Linked DNA regions of Mus musculus: region 2 is linked to region 1. Evidence: chromatin loops called from intact Hi-C (ENCODE). Cell type or tissue: gastrocnemius. All regions are shown on one strand. Each heading gives the region's core, and the rest is flanking DNA. Links, peaks and the distances in the headings are about the cores only.

The links. Hi-C counts contacts between places; a loop is a spot of excess contacts. Peaks named below come from ENCODE experiments on the same cell type or tissue, not always from the same donor. Only the 100,000 strongest peaks of a DNase experiment are listed, where the experiment ranks them.
Region 2: it touches region 1 in a loop (2.5-fold over the local background); 4 of 42 quality-filtered maps call a loop at or near these places.

The regions. Positions count from the first base shown.
Region 1 is chr17:79,891,156-79,899,486 of GRCm38, forward strand. Atl2 (atlastin GTPase 2) reads right to left here and starts at 4,968. Exons shown (of 13, transcript NM_019717.3): 1 at 4,754-4,968. The coding sequence starts at 4,871. Gm41625 (a long non-coding RNA gene) reads right to left here. Exons shown (of 4, transcript XR_876985.3): 3 at 7,698-7,905; 4 at 6,934-6,994. In gastrocnemius, for the core only: CTCF peaks have their summits at 1,138 and 4,414; DNase peaks (open chromatin) are centred at 4,179 and 4,962; H3K4me3 peaks cover 5,345 bases; H3K27ac peaks cover 5,563 bases.
Region 2 is chr17:79,971,490-79,979,820 of GRCm38, forward strand. Gm41625 (a long non-coding RNA gene) reads right to left here. Exons shown (of 4, transcript XR_876985.3): 2 at 7,111-7,268. Among named protein-coding and RNA genes, the nearest start is that of Gm41625, 6.0 kb to the right of the region's middle. In gastrocnemius, for the core only: no CTCF peak of the experiment used is centred there; DNase peaks (open chromatin) are centred at 4,088 and 6,015; H3K4me3 peaks cover 616 bases; H3K27ac peaks cover 5,159 bases.

The DNA.
Region 1 (8,331 bases), core at 58-8,057:
AAAAAGCCAGGCCTGGTGGCGCACTTGGGAGGCAGAGGCAGGCGGATTTCTGAGTTCGGGGCCAGCATGGTCTACAGAGTGAGTTCCAGGACAGCCAAAACTATACAGAGAAACACTGCCGCAAAAACAAACAAACAAACAACAACAAAAAAAAAAAGGTTAATTTTTTTAAAGTAAAAAGCAGCCTCTATCATGTGCTTCCCACTAAGGCCTTATAAGGAGCTGATGAATACAGAGAGGGTAGCTTCAGTCACAGTCACGCCTCTCCTCTACATCACCATCCCTCTCTACAGTTAAAGATGGTGCTCCCAATAGGAAAGTTTGAGAAAAAACAAAAACAAAAACAAAAAACAAAACTAGAGATCCTAGACAGCTAAGCACCTCTCACCAGGAGTGTCTGTGCACCTAGAGTTCTGACAGTAAGCTATCTGGGCAGCCACTAACTGATTACACTAGCTTCAGTCACAGAGATGCAGTTCTATGAAATAATTTCCATTAAACTAAAGTTAGAAAGTAGATCCCCTTTATTCTACTTGTACTGGCCAGGAAACCATGGACAAGTTAGTTAAAGGTGCATATTATCTTACTGGGAAAGTGGCAGATTGTTAGTCTTTCATGACTTAAATGTCATATGCCCATAAAATCGACTATTGTATAGCCATTTATCCCAGGGTGGTGAAAAATCAGTAATTTACTACAAAATCCTATCTGATGTGTGCATACACAAACAGAGAGATAGACAATGTAACCATCGTGTGAAAACTGCTAAACAGCTACTTGAGAACCCTGCCACCCTCACAGCCCCTAACAGGCAGGGCCGCCTACTTCACTGCCTTCTCTTTGCACAGACCCCACCTTGGCCTGCCTACTTTTCATTTCAAGGGAAGTATGGCTACTACAGCTCTGTGGTTGGCTCTGCAGGCAAGGGCATGGGTCAATCTTAAGCGCGACACGGAAAGCAAACAAGAAAGCCCAGCCCACTGACTTCACTCCCACAGCAGTCAGCCATATCTAATCAATCATATGTGGCAATCCACCGAATGGCCCTCACCTCCTCTAAACCTGGTGAGAAATGGAGCAAGTACTGAGAAGCTTCAGTAACTGGAGAGACAGCACACTCGCCCTCCAGTGGGAACAGCACTGAACTCCCTCCCCAGAAGAGCGAGCTTTAAGAAATAAAATGCAGGGGTTTTAAAGTATTTTGTTAAGTAACAAATAGGACCTGTCACCCAGCGTTCAGGTTCCTATCTCGGTGGCAAAAGAGAATAGGAGATGAAACAAAACTTCAGAAATGAATTCATTGTGAAATGAAGTTTAACTACTCTGTGGCCAAATCTATTTTCCTTAAGGTTAAAACGTAAATAAAGTGACCGACTTCTCTGAAGCAACACACCTGGGATCTAAAACCCTCAAATGGCTACAAAATCAGAATGCTACCGCCCTTGAGAAGGAAAAGGAATAAAAATTGTTCCTCTGTTCTTTGCCCAGAGAAAACCCTCCTTATAAAGTCATTAAATGAACATTTTAAAAAGTTATTCCTACTTCTGCACCTAATATTTCTGGCTTTTGAGAGCTTACTTGAAAAAGCTTTGTTCCCATTTGTACATCAAACCTATGTCGAAACTGAGCACAAACAAGAGCTGTCAGTGTGCCTCACAGTTAAAGTGTCTTCTACTCCAGCAGTATCACCCTGGCTGGTGTTCAGTCACCCTAGGGAGCTGCCCAGTTCCAGCTGTAGAAAGGTTAGTTATCTAGGAAAAAGTGTCACAATTTTATTTTGGGGAATAATCAGAAATTTTACCATAAAGTTAAAAGCCACACTAAAAAAGAAAGGCTGTAGAAATAAATGGCTCAGTGAAGACAGCAAACCCACACTCAGTTCCCAAACCCACATAAAACGGCTCACAACCGCCCCTAACTCTCTCTCCAGGGATCTGACCCTCTGGCCTTTGTGTGCACCTATACTCAGAGCATACACGAACACATGCAAGCACACACACATTTTTAAAAATAAATATTTAAGAAGAAACAAAACAATAAAAATCCTGAAAGCCTGTGCACCGTTGTGGGGCCCACCTACAGCTACAGTCTCATTTTCTCTCCTGCCTTGTTTCCCTGTAACAATCCCTTTACTGTAAGCAGCAGCTTCTCCCTCTCCCCGTAAAAAGTCCACAGAATTTCCAAAGCACGTCACCCAACAGACTGAGCACCGACAGAAAGACTCCTAGAATCCTATCAACTAGAAGGTCAATCATACAACCATGGAGTGTTGGATCCTAAATCCACTCTGGAGGCAGGCGCACTTAGCCTGATGTTTGGAAGACCCTCGGTTTGATCTTCCACACACGGAGGGAAATGTCTTGGGGGTATTTTCTTTTTCTACATGAGTTCACACAAGCACACAATTTAGTTTGTAATGCAGGTGACTCAGAAGCAAACTGGCGGTGTCGGGCCTGCCTTAGAAGTCATTTGATAGGAATGGCTGTTAAGTGAAAGTCTTCCACACATGACCACCAAATGAAAGGCCGAGATCTATGAGCAACGGCAGAACAGTTAACAAATGGTAGTCGAGCGCTACTTATCAAGTCTATAATGACAATTTTGGAGTTTTGGTTTCTGTAAGAAACACAAAAGTATTTTAAGACTACGTTTTCACTTGAATCCCAGGTGTGGGACACGGGGCTGCTTCAGACTGTCCACACAGGTGTGGGACACGGGGCTGCTTCAGGCTGTCCACACAGGTGTGGGACACCGGGCTGCTTCAGACTGTCCACACAGGTGTGGGACACCGGGCTGCTTCAGACTGTCCACAGCCACTGACCAGGATTTCCCAGCTGCAGAGTTTCTGTGATTGTGTGTTAGTTGGAATTCTGTGGAGTTTCCTGACAGTATATAAATGCTAGAGCCAAAGGAGGCAGTGTGGGTTGATGGTCCTTTGTTGTTGTTAAGTAGTCGGGCACAAAGAAGAAACAAGAAGAAAAAATTACATATCCTGACAGCGAAGATCAAACTTGCCCCAAGGACACCCCTAATCAGCAGGAAGTAGTCTAACGATAGAGTTGCCCCTTTCCCACCCCTGACTTTATTCAGGGATCTCTTTCCTCTCTCTTATCTAGGGGGTGGAAAGTGTGGCAGAAAGGGGTGGAGAAGGGTGGAAGAAAGAAACCACAAAGTAGCCAAAGGCGATAGTCCCAAGACACTCTCTCATCTCTTCTCAGTGTCCAATAGCATAAAACATGCTCTTACCCATGACTGAATCAAACTTATGCTTTTCCTATTGCATACATCAAGTATGTTGACACTACATCTCAAACTGTTCTCACACACACACACACACACACACACACACACGGATTCCAAAACAAATCAGCCACCTAAGGTTTTTAAAAAGCCTCTCTGGAAGTATTTCCAAGGGCAGAGGGCTACCACTGTAAACAGTTCTGACAAGAGTTTGTAGTTGACAGGTTAACAAACCTCATTTCTTTTTCTCGTTCGAAAATTCTAAGTTATCCTCACCTCTGACATATGTCCAAGAGCTACCATAAATGGTGAAATGTAAATTAAAGTTTTCTATAAAGTGTCTGTGGTAAATATTTAATCAAAATGTTTTAAATTTTATCCAGTAAAGCCTTTATCAGATTGTGGAAAAGGAAATACAAAAGCGATCTCATACCCGGTGTGTTTACTCTACGCTTATCTTGACCTCAGGTATCTAACCCTAAGCCCTTACGATTTCTAAGCCTTTGAAAAACTTTTCCGCCTTTAACCATCGCAACTCTCAATAAGGACTTCGTGCGTTCAATTCGCACCACGGTGAAAGATCAAATGCTACACTCCTAAAAATAGGGGTGCTGTGAGTGAGAGCAACACACAACACCGCGCTGCCAACGCAACTGCGTCTTCGACGGGGTAGGGGCGCCATGTACACACACATACAGTAGGAGCTCACATTCAGCAAAACCCAGGAACGACGGGATCAGGTGACTTCAAACCAGACACTCTCAGCCTGAAGCGAATGACTCGCAGCCCCAGGGCTCCTAACCCCAGTCTGACAACCGGAGCCAACACTTGCAACCCTGGCCAATCCACGCACAACTCGTGCGAATGGGTTCGGCGGAGCCAAGAGCTGGTGAAGCTGAAGCTGAGCCCGGGCCCCAGCCCTGGCCTGCGGACTGCGGCTCCCATCGGGAAGGAAGGGTGTGTGAGTGTGTGTGGTGTGTGTGTGGAGAGAGCTCTGCGACCTGGCAGCCAGGTGCCAGCGGTTCCCGCGTCCACCGCCACCGCGGGGCCCAGCGCGTCCCGCTCGTCCCTCCCTTCCCGGCCCGCGTCAGGCACCCAGGGCAGTGAGTGCCCGCCGGGTGACCGATCCCGTACCGCCCGCCGACCTCCGCGCGTCCCGGCCCCGTGGCCCCGGCTCAAGGCCGCCCCCTTGGGTCGGGGCGGACACCGCGGCGGCCACGCGGCGGCGGCGGGCAGGGGGCCGGGCTGCCCGTTCCCCCGGCAGCTGGGAGAGCCGAGGCCCGCGGGCCGCCCTCTCAGGCCGCGCGGCGGAGCGTGGGGCGCGGCTGCCGCTAGGCCCTGCGAGCGAGCGAACGAGCGTGCGAGCGAACGGGCGGCCGCGGCGGCCAGAGCCGAGCCGAGCCCAGCCAGCCGCGGTCTTCGACCCCAGCGGGCGACCGGTGCCCGCCAGCCCGAACGGCCGCAGCCTCCCCGACTCCCGGCCCCCCGTGGCCTCGGCCCCTCCGGCCCGTACCTAGGGAGGTCGTAGACGAGACGTGGTTAACTCCGACGCTCGAGTCGCTGGTCTGTCGCCGGCGCCTCAGCCCCTGCTGCGGCTGCTGCCTTCGCGCTGCCTCGTCCCCCTCCGCCATCTTGTACCGATTTAAAATTAACTCCCCACTGACGTCAAACGCCGCCGCCGCTTTATCAACCTCCCGGGAGCCGGCGGGGCGGCCTGCGGGTCCTAGCGCCGCCCTCTGACTTGCGCGGCCCAGACACGCCCAGCCACGCCCATCAGCGCCCTCGCTCCTCCTCCGCCCGGGCCAACCTGCCGCGGAGCTCCGCAGCTCTCAGACTTCTAAGGAAGAGTTGGGGAACCCCCACTGCGGCCGGCGCCATCCCGTCCCTACCTTCCCGCTCTCGGGGCCACACCCCCTTGCCGCAGGGCGGAGAAGGCATCTCCAGTCCCTCCTTTCCCAATTCTCTTCGCATCTCTAACGTTGACTCTGCACGTGAGGTTACATTCGCATCCTTTCCCTCCTAGCTTTCTTACCCCCAGCCCTCTTCCCTGCGAAGCCAGTGCCTGGCTTCTCCTGATATCTTGGCCCTACACAGAAAGGTTTTCTCTTTCCACCACTATCCTACAATTTGTTTGCATTGGCTCCCCATCGCCTTCTGAGGCTACTTTACCCTCTCAACTATGCATATCTGAAACCCAAAAAAATACCGCTCTGATCAGAGAAGGAATTCTAATACATCCTCTCCTAACTGTGATGAACCTTCTTCTGGGGATCCACTGGCATCATGTAGAAAGTTCGAGAAACTTTATAACAGATACGTCAACCTGTGGAGGCAGCTGTGGAACACAGTTCTTAGTCTCATGAATTTGTACCACAACCATGGCTGCAGGAGAAAATCCTTTTCTCTTGAAAAAGTGGGAGCCCAGGTGTCCAAATGATTGTCTTACCCCAACCTCTTAAGCCTATACTTTGCAACCTTTAATTCCACAAAACCTCTAGAAAAAAACCGTTAGTGTCATCAAACTTTGGAGGGCATCATTCCAGATGGGCTTTGGTTGAACTGTCTGGGGATTAAGTCACCTGTTCTCTATCTTTGGAGACACAGATTGTGAGTTCCTTCTGCACTAACTCTGTGTGCTGCTCCCATGTTTCCTGAGCAACCTAGTAAGGGACTTGCTTGATAGTAGGTGTGCTTGCTTGCTTGCTTTTCTTTTCTTTCCTTTCCTTTTCTTTTCTTTTCTTTTCTTTTCTTTTCTTTTTTCTTCTCTTTTTGTTTGGTGGTGGTGGTTTTTCAAGACATAGTTTCTCTGTATAAACCTCTGTATAAGCCTTGGCTATCCTGGAACCCATTTTACAGACAAGGCTGGCCTCAAATTCACAGAGCTTGCCTACCCCTGCCTCTTGAGCGCTGGGATTAAAGGCATGGACCCCCACGCCTGACCTTAGATTTTCTTTCATAATCTCTCTCTGTGATAACTATTGGAGATTGTACACTCCGCGGTGTGCAGGTGCTTGGGCATGAAAGAAGATGTCAAGATGAGGATTTTTGCCTTCAAAGACCAAAATCCCATTTATTGTCAGTGGTTACATGACACTGAGCACACCCTATCAGATATCCTGGGAAAGTTAGTCATTCCCAAAGCTGTGCTGCTGGCCAACTGGTCTTCAGAGGGGGTTCTACTCGCAGACACTGGCATCTCATCAGCTCTGCTACAGCACCCCAGATAGAGCCACACCTCCTGGATCCAGTGAATATAGAGAAACCTAACTCAGGTCGTCACAGAATGAACACTGACCCACGGTCAAATCCAAGTTTAAAAAGCCACCTTCATTATAGTTACCTCTCTTCTATTCAAACCAAAGAGACACATTCCAGACTTCTTTCTCCTCTTTCCACCCAACAAATCTTCTATTGTCATTGTGACTGCTGGATCTCTCCCTAACTCACTTCCTCTCCAGCACCACCCTAGCCTGTATCTTCATTCAACCTCCTATCTCCCCCACTCCCCTGTAACAAAGTATTTCCCTTCTCCTGTAGACTCTTCACCCAGCCGAAGGTTTGAGTTTTGTTTTGTTTTGTTTTTTTTAACATACAAATAGGATCATAGGGTTGCTCTGCTCAGGGTAAAGGCCAAACTGTAGTTGACAAAGGCTTTTACAATGTGAAGTCTGCCATTTTTCTTTCTGTTTCTCTGCCTCGTTCTCCAGTCCATCACTGGTTCCTTCATTCTTTGATTCCACACAGTCATCTTGTTCTGGGATATCAAAGACACAAGTGATTAAAACGGACAAACAAAATGGGGCTCATTCCCCTTGTGGGGTGTTCAAGAATGGGTAAGTTGGTAAATAGATGAATTAAAAGTCTGAATCCCCTACTGATTCACCCAATGCTTCTAAACTTCCAGGTTCCACTGTGCTAGGCTAAAGCATTTTCACGGGATCACATCACCATTCTGAGACTATGATCTTCTATCTATGGAATGCTTCCTGTTCCGGGCACTGCTTAAAGTACTTTACAAGTAAGCCATCGAATCTGTAAAACAATCTATCTGTAAATCGGGCTTGCGGTGCTGCAGGTGTGGCCTGGCTGGCCTCAGTAGCAGGTGCCCTGTGGAAAGGTCAGCAGAGGACCTCCTACTATTATCACTGTCCCAGAGCCCTGCTTGCATATTGAGAGTGTCTACAGGGTGCAACTCATGGGTAATCCACAAAAATTCTGTTGTCTTGCCTGCAGTTAGCATGAGTCACATCAAAAGACACACTGCCAAATTGGCAACTTGAACTTTGTTTAATTTCAGAGGATAAGAAATGGGCAGAAGACATTCACAAAGTCACTTAAAATGTCTAAAAATGGCCCTCAAACATAAAAAGTTGCCTTTATGAGAAACACTAAAATGATAAATAGCAACTTCTTCACACACAACTTGGCAAAAATTCAAACTTAACCATGACACTGACCTAGCAAAGACGTGCAGAGCCCTCTTCTCACGAGTTGCTGATGAGAGTGAAGAGCAGTATGGCCCTGTGCTTTTCCAAACAGCCACAAAGCCTGTATTGCATTTCTGTCCATTCATCTAAGCACCAAACTTTAAGTCTCTGACTCCCAACGGCACAACATGTTATGTCCAAGGTTGTCCACTGTCACAGCTCCTGCAGCTGCGAAAGACTGAACACGAGATGTCCAAGCTCAAGAAACTGTGATTAAAAACTCATAATGGGTCTCTGTCTGTCTCTCTGTCCCCCTGTCTCCCTCCCTCCCTTCTTCCTTCTTCCTTCCCACCAGGGACCAAGCCCGAGTCTGCATCCGACCGAGAGGCACGGTCCCGGCTTCCGTGTGTCTCCCTGCCCCCGGGTCTGTCTGTCTCCAAGTTACCATCTTCCCTTCCTACCCCGGCCTGCCTGGCCTCGGCCATAGCCCGTGCAGCTCGGGTCTCTGTCCGTCTAAAAAAAAAAAAAAAAAAAAAAACCTCATAATGGATCACTTTGAAGCTCTTATAAGAAAAAAACACTGTGAATTAATCGGGAGCGATTTCCAAGAGAAACTCTTACAGGGAGGAAAAAAGCAAATTACATAAAAAAGTATGTAGCATGC
Region 2 (8,331 bases), core at 277-8,276, 81 kb after region 1:
GAAGGGAACCGGAGGAAACCGGAAGAGCTGTGGTCTCTTCAATTTGCTCCTTACTCTGTGGTTTATTTCCCGTTTTCTCCAGACTCGCGTGTAGCCCAGGCTACCCTCAAACTTTGGATCCCCTTGCCTCAGCCCGGTGCTGCTCAGTGGCATAATGAAATGTGCTCATGTGGACGTGTGGGGTCGCAATCTATGCACTCTCAGCTCCAGAGGATCCCACTTTACGTGTACCACCACCAGTTCTCGCGCTATTTGTGGACTTTTTCAGTTATTAGAAACAAACTAAAAATAACATTCTTACACTTGCCTTTTGCACAGAATTGGCAAAAATTCTCCCAAGTGTGCTCAAAAGAACCATTGCTTGTACTCAAGCCATGACCAGTTTATAACAACTTAAGGGACCTGAGCCACATTATGGAGCAGTCTAGATAAACTGGTTTTCCCTAGCAGGCTTCCTTGGGAAGGAGTTGGTTGATTTACGGTCTTGCCTCCTCAACCCCTCCCACCAAGTTACTTTGCCCAGGACTTCCTGCTTGCCTTTCCCTTCATTATTACCAACCCCTGGGTCACCTTTCTCCAGTCAGCGAAGGCTTTAACACTTTGTCTAATTGGTTTGGGTTGGTAGAGGGACTCCTCTATTTTTTTCCCCAGGATAGGATCTTGCATGTAGCCCAGATTAACTGCAACGTCACAATCCTCCTGCCTCTGCCTCCGAGCTAGGATTGCAGTCATGCACTACTCTGCCTGGTGCAAAGCTAGTTCTTATTGGCTGTCTTGAAGAAATGAGCGCCTGTTCTTCAGTTTGCATTGGGCAATTCCACTTTACCCCAGAACGAGAGTTGCTGAAAATATCGAGCACCTGGAGTGTGGAGTATAAAATACTAATTCATTCAGTTGACACAACTATATTTCTCACTAAATAATTTATGTATTCATTTTGGTTTTGTATTTCTTTATTATTTGACAGTAATTGTTTAAATTTATCAGGGATGGCATTTTTTTTAATAAGTATGCTCAAATTTTTTTTCAGATTTTTGAGAGTTTCCCTGTGTAGTCTTGGCTATACTGGAACTTTCTCTATAGACCAGACTGGCCTTGAACTCAGAGATCCACCTGCCTCTGCCTCCCCAGTGCCAGCATTAAAGGCCTGCACCAGGATGCTCAGCTATTTTGATTAATTTAATTAGCATTCGCATTGCCTGGCAACTTTCTGTGTGAACAGCATACATGAAATCTACTAACAGTTTCCAACTGTTTTTTAGAGTGTGTGTGTGTGTGTGTGTGTGTGTGAGTGTGTGTGTGTCTGTGTCTGTTTGTGTGTGTGTGTGTGTGTCTGTTTGTGTGTGTGTGTGAGTGTGTGTGTGTCTGTGTGTGTGTGTCTGTGTGTGTGAGTGTGTGTGTGTCTGTGTCTGTTTGTGTGTGTGTGTGAGTGTGTGTGTGAGTGTGTGTGTCTGTGTGAGTGTGTGTGTGTCTGTGTCTGTTTGTGTGTATGTGTGTCTGTGTCTGTTTGTGTGTGTGTCTGTGTGTGTCTGTATGTGTGTGTGTCTGTGTGTGTGAGTGTGTGTGTGTCTGTGTCTGTTTGTGTGTGTCTCTCTGTGTGTGTGTGTGTGTCTGTGTCTGTTTGTGTGTGTGTGTCTGTGTGTGTGTCTCTGTGTGTGTGTCTGTGTGTGTGTCTCTGTGTCTGTGTCTGTTTGTGTGTGTGTCTGTTTGTGAGTGTGTCTCTGTGTGTGTGTGTGTGTGTGTGTGTGTGTGTGTGTGTGTGTGTGTAGGACAAGGCTGGGTATCATCTGCAGAAACGCCACCTACCTAATTTCTGAGACAGGGTCTCTCCTTGGCCTGGAGCTTGAGCGTTAGGCTGGACTGGATACCATCCGAATCCAGGGGTCCTCAGGCTTCTGTCTCCCTCACTGGGATAACAAGCTTGAGATCCCAAGCCCAAGTTTTTACCACAATTTCCTTATCAAACCCAGGCCTTCACTCTTTGCAAGGCAGGCACCTCCTGGTTGAGGCCTCTCACCACCTCGTGAAAGTTGACTTTTTAAAGCTCTGAGTCACTGTTTAAAATACTTGGGAAACTCTACCTTAAGTAAATTCTTCTAGCTAAACATAGCTGTTACAGTGGCATGCTCTTACTTTCCTTGTAGGAATAAACACACACACACACACACACACTAAAAAAAAAATGTTTATAATATAATTAAAAACAAAACAAAACCTTGGAGTCAAGACCCAATTATCCAGGACAGTCAAGTCATTTAATATCCTGTTTAATTGAGCCTGATTGTTAATCAGGACAAATTGAAAACCTCTGTCAAAACACATAGTCACAGAACACATTGTGAGTGTCAGAAAGACTAGGAAATCGGCCTCATAAACTCCCTCCCTACCCTGCCAATCAAAACTAGGCCCAAGGGGAGGAGGTAACTCGTCCCCACCCTGGAGCTAGATGGGAGTCCAAGAAGAGACCCAGGTCCACAGGTACCTGCAAGACTCTCTTGTGAGTCTGGGCTGATGCTCTGTGAACTGGTGCTGTAACCTTTACAAATGCTTCTTAAAATACAAACCTAGCTTGTAGTTTGTCTTTCCAACTCCATGCAGTTGGTTTTAAAGATTTCAGCACAGTGAAGATCGGCTGCTAGCAGCTGCTACACTGGAGTGGCAGAGAGAGAGATCTGAGTTATTAGAATTCATTTTTCTTTGTTCACTCTGGTCGTCTATCGCAGGCACAGGAAAACATGTTTTTTTAATATTGCTGGAAGATGAGGAGGGTTGTGGTCCTGCTAAGGAACTCTCTAAGCCACCCTTGCCTGTAACATTTCCATTCCGTATATTTATTTATGTATGTGTGAGTCTGTGCACCTGAATGTCCCACAGAGCACATGTGGGGTCAGAGGACAACATGGAAAAGTCACTTCTCTTCTGGGGAGCAAACAAATCGTCAGGCTTGACGTAAATTGCCTTCACCCACTGGGCCACCATCTCACCAACCCTTTCAAACATCGCTGTTCACCTTGTGAGCGCTGCTCCCTGATGGTACTTCTTCCTTCCTTCCTTCCTTCCTTCCTTCCTTCCTTCCTTCCTTCCTTCCTCCCTCCCTCCCTCCCTCTCTCTCTCTCTTTCTTCTTTCTTTCTCTCTCTTTCTTTCTTTCTCTCTTTCTTTCTTTTTAAACAAAGTATTATGCAACCCATTATGACCTTAAACTCGCTACATAGCCTAGGACAACCTCGAACTGCTGGCTTCTGCCCCACCCCTTTGTGCCCCTACTCCTGCCCCTGCCTCTGTCTCTGCCTGAATAATCATCTTGGACTGCCATGCCCAGGATATTATTTAATGAGTTCTATGACACTGAGAATTAATCCTAACTCTACAGAGAAACCCTGTCTTGAAAAACCAGATTCAGAGAGAGAGAGAATCCTGAATGCGTGGCATTGTCTTCCTTTGACACAAATTATTCTCTGAGCACATTCATTCATTCATTCAGTTCATATATGCAAGCACCTACTATGCTTTGGGAATTGTACCCAGGCACTAGCCATGCAGCATGAAACAAAACAGAAGATCTCTGCACTGGTGGAAGTTATGTTTCAGTGGTAAGAGACAGACAGGCAGTGCGTGGGATGTGGGATATTCAGTGGCCACGAGGCAAAAGGAAAGGAAATCCAGGCAGGAGGAAAACAAGGATTGCAGACGTGAGCTGTTGCTCTTCCACGGGAGTGGCCAGAGGAGGCTTTGGGGTGTGTGTGTGTGTGTGTGTGTGTGTGTGTGAGAGAGAGAGAGAGAGAGAGAGAGAGACAGAGAGAGAGAGCGCGCGCATCTGGGAGCAGAGCAACAAGTTACCATCTCTGTGTCAGGGTGTGATACCACCCATGTAGTTCCAGTGACTCCGAGTCACTAAGCTCACCTGGAAATAGTGGGGTCATACTGCTTATTAAGTGTTGGTCTGGGCACAAGGCAAATTGCCTTCTTTCATTCCATCAGCATCAACTCCATTAAGTACCAAGGATAAAAAATTGTAGTCTCCCCTCCCCCAGCCTGAAACCTGCTTGCTCAGGGGTGGAGCTTCCTGCTCATTCGTTCTGCCACGCCCACTGCTGGAACCTGGCGCTTTGCTGTTGGTGTCACCACATGCTCATCCTACTACTGGACCCGAGATTATTCGGCGAGAATCGGGTTCCCTCCCCCTTCCTTTATAACTGAAATGTCGGAACTAGTAAAATTCGAGCTTTGATCAGAATAACTGTCTTGGCTACATTTCTTTCTCTCGCCACCTAGCCCCTCTTCTCTTCCAGGTTTCCAAAATGCCTTTCCAGGCTAGAACCCAGGTTGTGGTCTGCTGGCCGGACACAACAAAAAATAACCTAGTACTGTCATTCTCCTAAGCCAGTAGAATTTCTAACTGTAGTCTAAATACTTTCTCTTATATCACAAATAAGTACAGCTCTCCTCATCAAAGAAGCCTTTTTTACACTAGATGGAGCTGATTACAAAGATCCACAGCTGGTCAAAACCCCCAACCGCAACCCCTCCTCTAAGGATAGGGGAACTTACAAAAGAGGGGTCAGAACAATTGCAAGAACCAGAGTCCCAGGATGCCTGCTATGAGATGCTGTCTTCTCCACATTACAGGAACCGTGCAGCCATGAAACCTCAATCATATAGCTGCCTAAACAAGACCTGCATCATGGCAATATCAGTTGGCATGGCAACAAGGGTAGAGTAAATTTCACCAGGCCTCACCCCTAAACGAAGAGCTACAATTAATGGAGCTAAGAGAAGGAGAATCAGGCTACTCCGGGGATAAGCCACACCCCCTAGTTAGGTTATCCAATCCCAAGCAGTCAGCCCTAAGCAAGTGTGTGCATGAATGTGTGTGCGCGCCCGAGCGTGTGTGCGTGCGTGTAAAATACTGTAAAGGAAGAATGAGACACCACAATAAGAGAAAGCATTTCGAGCAGAGGAAAGATCAGTTTTAGAGACAGTGGTACGGAGGAAGATGTGTTCTGGATCCTCAGGCTGTTGATCAGATTTACAGATGAGTGCCAAGAAGTAGGGACAGAATTAGATGAAAATGCAGGTAGTACCATTAAAGTTTTTCCTTTGGACACAGCCCCCCAAAACTGAGTGAGGTGGGGGGAGCAATGTGGGAGCAGTTCTTTCAAGGCAGAAGGGACACTGCAGGAAGTGCCCGGTGTTTAACACTTCTGGTAGAGGAACACTGTGGTTGGGCTTGGCCCCTGTAAGCATTTGGAGGGCTCTGACTACCCCAGTTATAATGTGTCTCTGCCTTACTTAGCTCATCCAGGTGAACAATTGAATAGGAATGAGTAGGTCTCCAGGACCAGCCCCGCACAGCTGGAATCCCTCACACGTCTCTTTGTCTTCCTAATATTTTGCTCTGGACAGTCTGCCAATGTCTCTAAATGGTCATCTAAACCCTTCTCCCCTCCTTGTGAGTTAAACCTGCCATTTCCCCACAATTCAACTTGAAAATAGTATCTTGGTAAGGCAGTGTGTGCGGTGTCAGAGAGAAGAGCCTGGGGACATTCAGGAGGCAGTACGATGACCTTGGTGGCCAAGGGTCAAGGGATACAGAAAGGGAGACAAAGTGCCACCAAAGGCCTAAGTTACCGCCTCCCCTCCATTTTCTACCGGGACTGGAAGGATGGCTCAGTGGTTAAGAGCACTTGCTGCTCTTGCAGAGGGCCTGAGTTCCGTTCCCAACACCCACATCTGGCAGCTCACAGCCAGCTGTAACTTCAGCTCCAAGAAATCTGATGCCTCTGGTCTCTGACTTCTGTGGACAGCTGCATTCACATGTTCATAAACACAGGCACACATGAGCATACTTTTAATTTTTTTTTAAAGTTTTGACGTCTTTATGGAGCACTGGCCAACCCATCTGATCTTACTTTGGGGGTAGCATACAAGAGAGCTGTTTAAAACAGGAAGTTTGGCACAGTTAATTAGCAAGCTAAAATCCTTAACAGATTCACCAATAAGTGAGTTGGCCTGTGGCCAGAAATTGGTCACACAAAAGACTCCAAAGGCACTGCATGTTCACGTCACACTTTCAACAGAAGCTTGGAATGAAATAAAACAGAATATTGACAAATGGGAGCGTCGGGGAAGCATTGAAAATATGAACGCAAAGCAGGTGGGGACAATATTAAAAATAGTCATCTAAATAGTTCATCTAAAAATAGTCTAATTCCACCCAGGAGCCAAACCCTATTAGATTTCACGTTCATTTGGGTTCACAGTATGTTTGTGGACTCCCTTGACGCAAAGGAGAAAAGTGGAAGAGAAAGAAGGTCTCCCTTACTGTTCGTAGATTTAGCCATGGCCCTTTATCTGAAGGTGACAGATATCAGGAAGGAAGGACAGCTCTTGGGAACTGTCAATGGTCTGTGCATGAATTAGAACGTATTGGTTATGGTTTGGATCTGAATTGTCCCCACAGGTTCATGTCTTGAGCCCATGCTCCCCAGACTATGGTGTTACTGGGGGAGCTGTAAAACTTTTAGGAAAGGGTGGCCCCAGCTGGCTGCAGCAGCTCACTGGGGGTTGGGCTTCAAAGAGTTCTCCTGGGTCCTGATTCCTGTCACTCTCTCGGCTCCCTAGTCAGCTATGATGTGAGCAGCTTCCAGCACGTGCTTCCACTGCCTGGACCTAGACCACTACTGTGCCAAGTGTTCTCCACCATGGTAGACGGAGCCCATGAGCCAAAACCAATCTTCCCTCATCAGGCGTTCTGATCACACTCACACAAGAGTTACTAATACAACCTAGACATCCTTAAGTCTTTTAAAGCCCGCTTTTGATATATTGTTCTTTAAAAAGGGAAAAATAATAACGATGTGTTAGAACCATAGTGGATCACGGATAAAACTCCCTACAGTTATCTAGCCTCTCTTGTGTGCCAGGTTCTTGTATATTTCATTCTCTAGTTTGTTTTCTGTTACTGTGATGAATACCATGACCAAAAGCAACTTGAGGTTTATTTGGCTTACACTTTCTAAGGCAGAAACTCAAGCAGAGAAGGAACTTGAAGCAGAAACCATGGAGAAATTCCACTTACTGGTTTGCTCCCCAACTTGTGCTCAACCTACCTTTCTTGTGTGCCTCAGGTTGATTTTCTACAATGTGGGTTAGGCTTTCCACGTCAATCATCAGTCAGGCCAACCCGATCTAAACAGTTCTTCCGTCAATGTCTCTCCTGAGGTGATTCTTGATCGTGTCACGTTGACAGTAAAGAGTAACCAGGGAGCTGAAGAAATGGTGCGGCAGTTAACTGCTCTTCCAGAGGAGGGTTCAATTCCCAACACTCACGTGCCAGCTCACAACTGTCTGTAACTACAGTTCCAGGGGGTCCAACAGCCTCACACAGACATACATACAGGCTAAACACCAATGAAAAAATTATAAGAGGAGGAGGAGGAGGTAGAGGAAGAAGACAAAGAGGAAGAGGAAGAGGAGGAGGTAGAGGAAGAAGAGGAAGAAGGAGGAGGAGGAGGAGGAGGAGGAGGAGGAGGAGGAAACAAGGACTAATAAGGACAGCTAGGGACAGCTGATGTCATGGTGAAGAGACTAGGGTATGGCAGAGCTTCTGTCTCACCCAGCTATAACCCAGGGCACTGATCATAAGAAATGAATCCACCATTAAAACTCATCCCTGTGTGTGACAAATGTAGAGCCTCCTGGGAAAGAAAGAGAGAGAGAGAGAGAGAGAGAGAGAGAGAGAGAGAGAGAGAGAGAGAGAGTTGGAATTAGAACACAGGCAGAGGATTGCCTCTTCCCTTTCCACAGAAACTGCCCTAGTAGATAGAGGACCCGGCCAAACATCCTGGGGTTTAGTCTGGTGAACCCTACTATCTTGTCACCCTATCCATTTCCTCCATGGAGGATAGATATATAGCTCGCCTCAGCCAGTGGTGCAGGCCCTAAGGCACTACATGTGAAGGGACTGGGTCACACAAGCCTCGCTTCCACAGCAATGGGAACGGTTGGTGAAGCTCCTTCCTTTTCACTTGGCTATTGCAGCCACATGGCGTCTCTTTCTACCCATTGCTTCTCCGTCCCTGTTAACTGCCTTTTCCTGGTGATGTAGTGGAATCTAGGCAAGGGCAAAAGGAAGCAAATCGGGAAAGCAGCAGAGAAAGCCAGGGCAAATATTGCTGGCGGGATAGGAAGAGTAGACTGGAATTACAGCAGGGGCCCGGGGTGGAGCCTGGAAGCGTGTCGGGGTCTCCAGACCCAGCAGACTCTTCCTCTGTGAGGCTGTGTCCCACGCAAGCTCCCGTCTTCCTTCCGTGTGAGACGCGCCCTACATG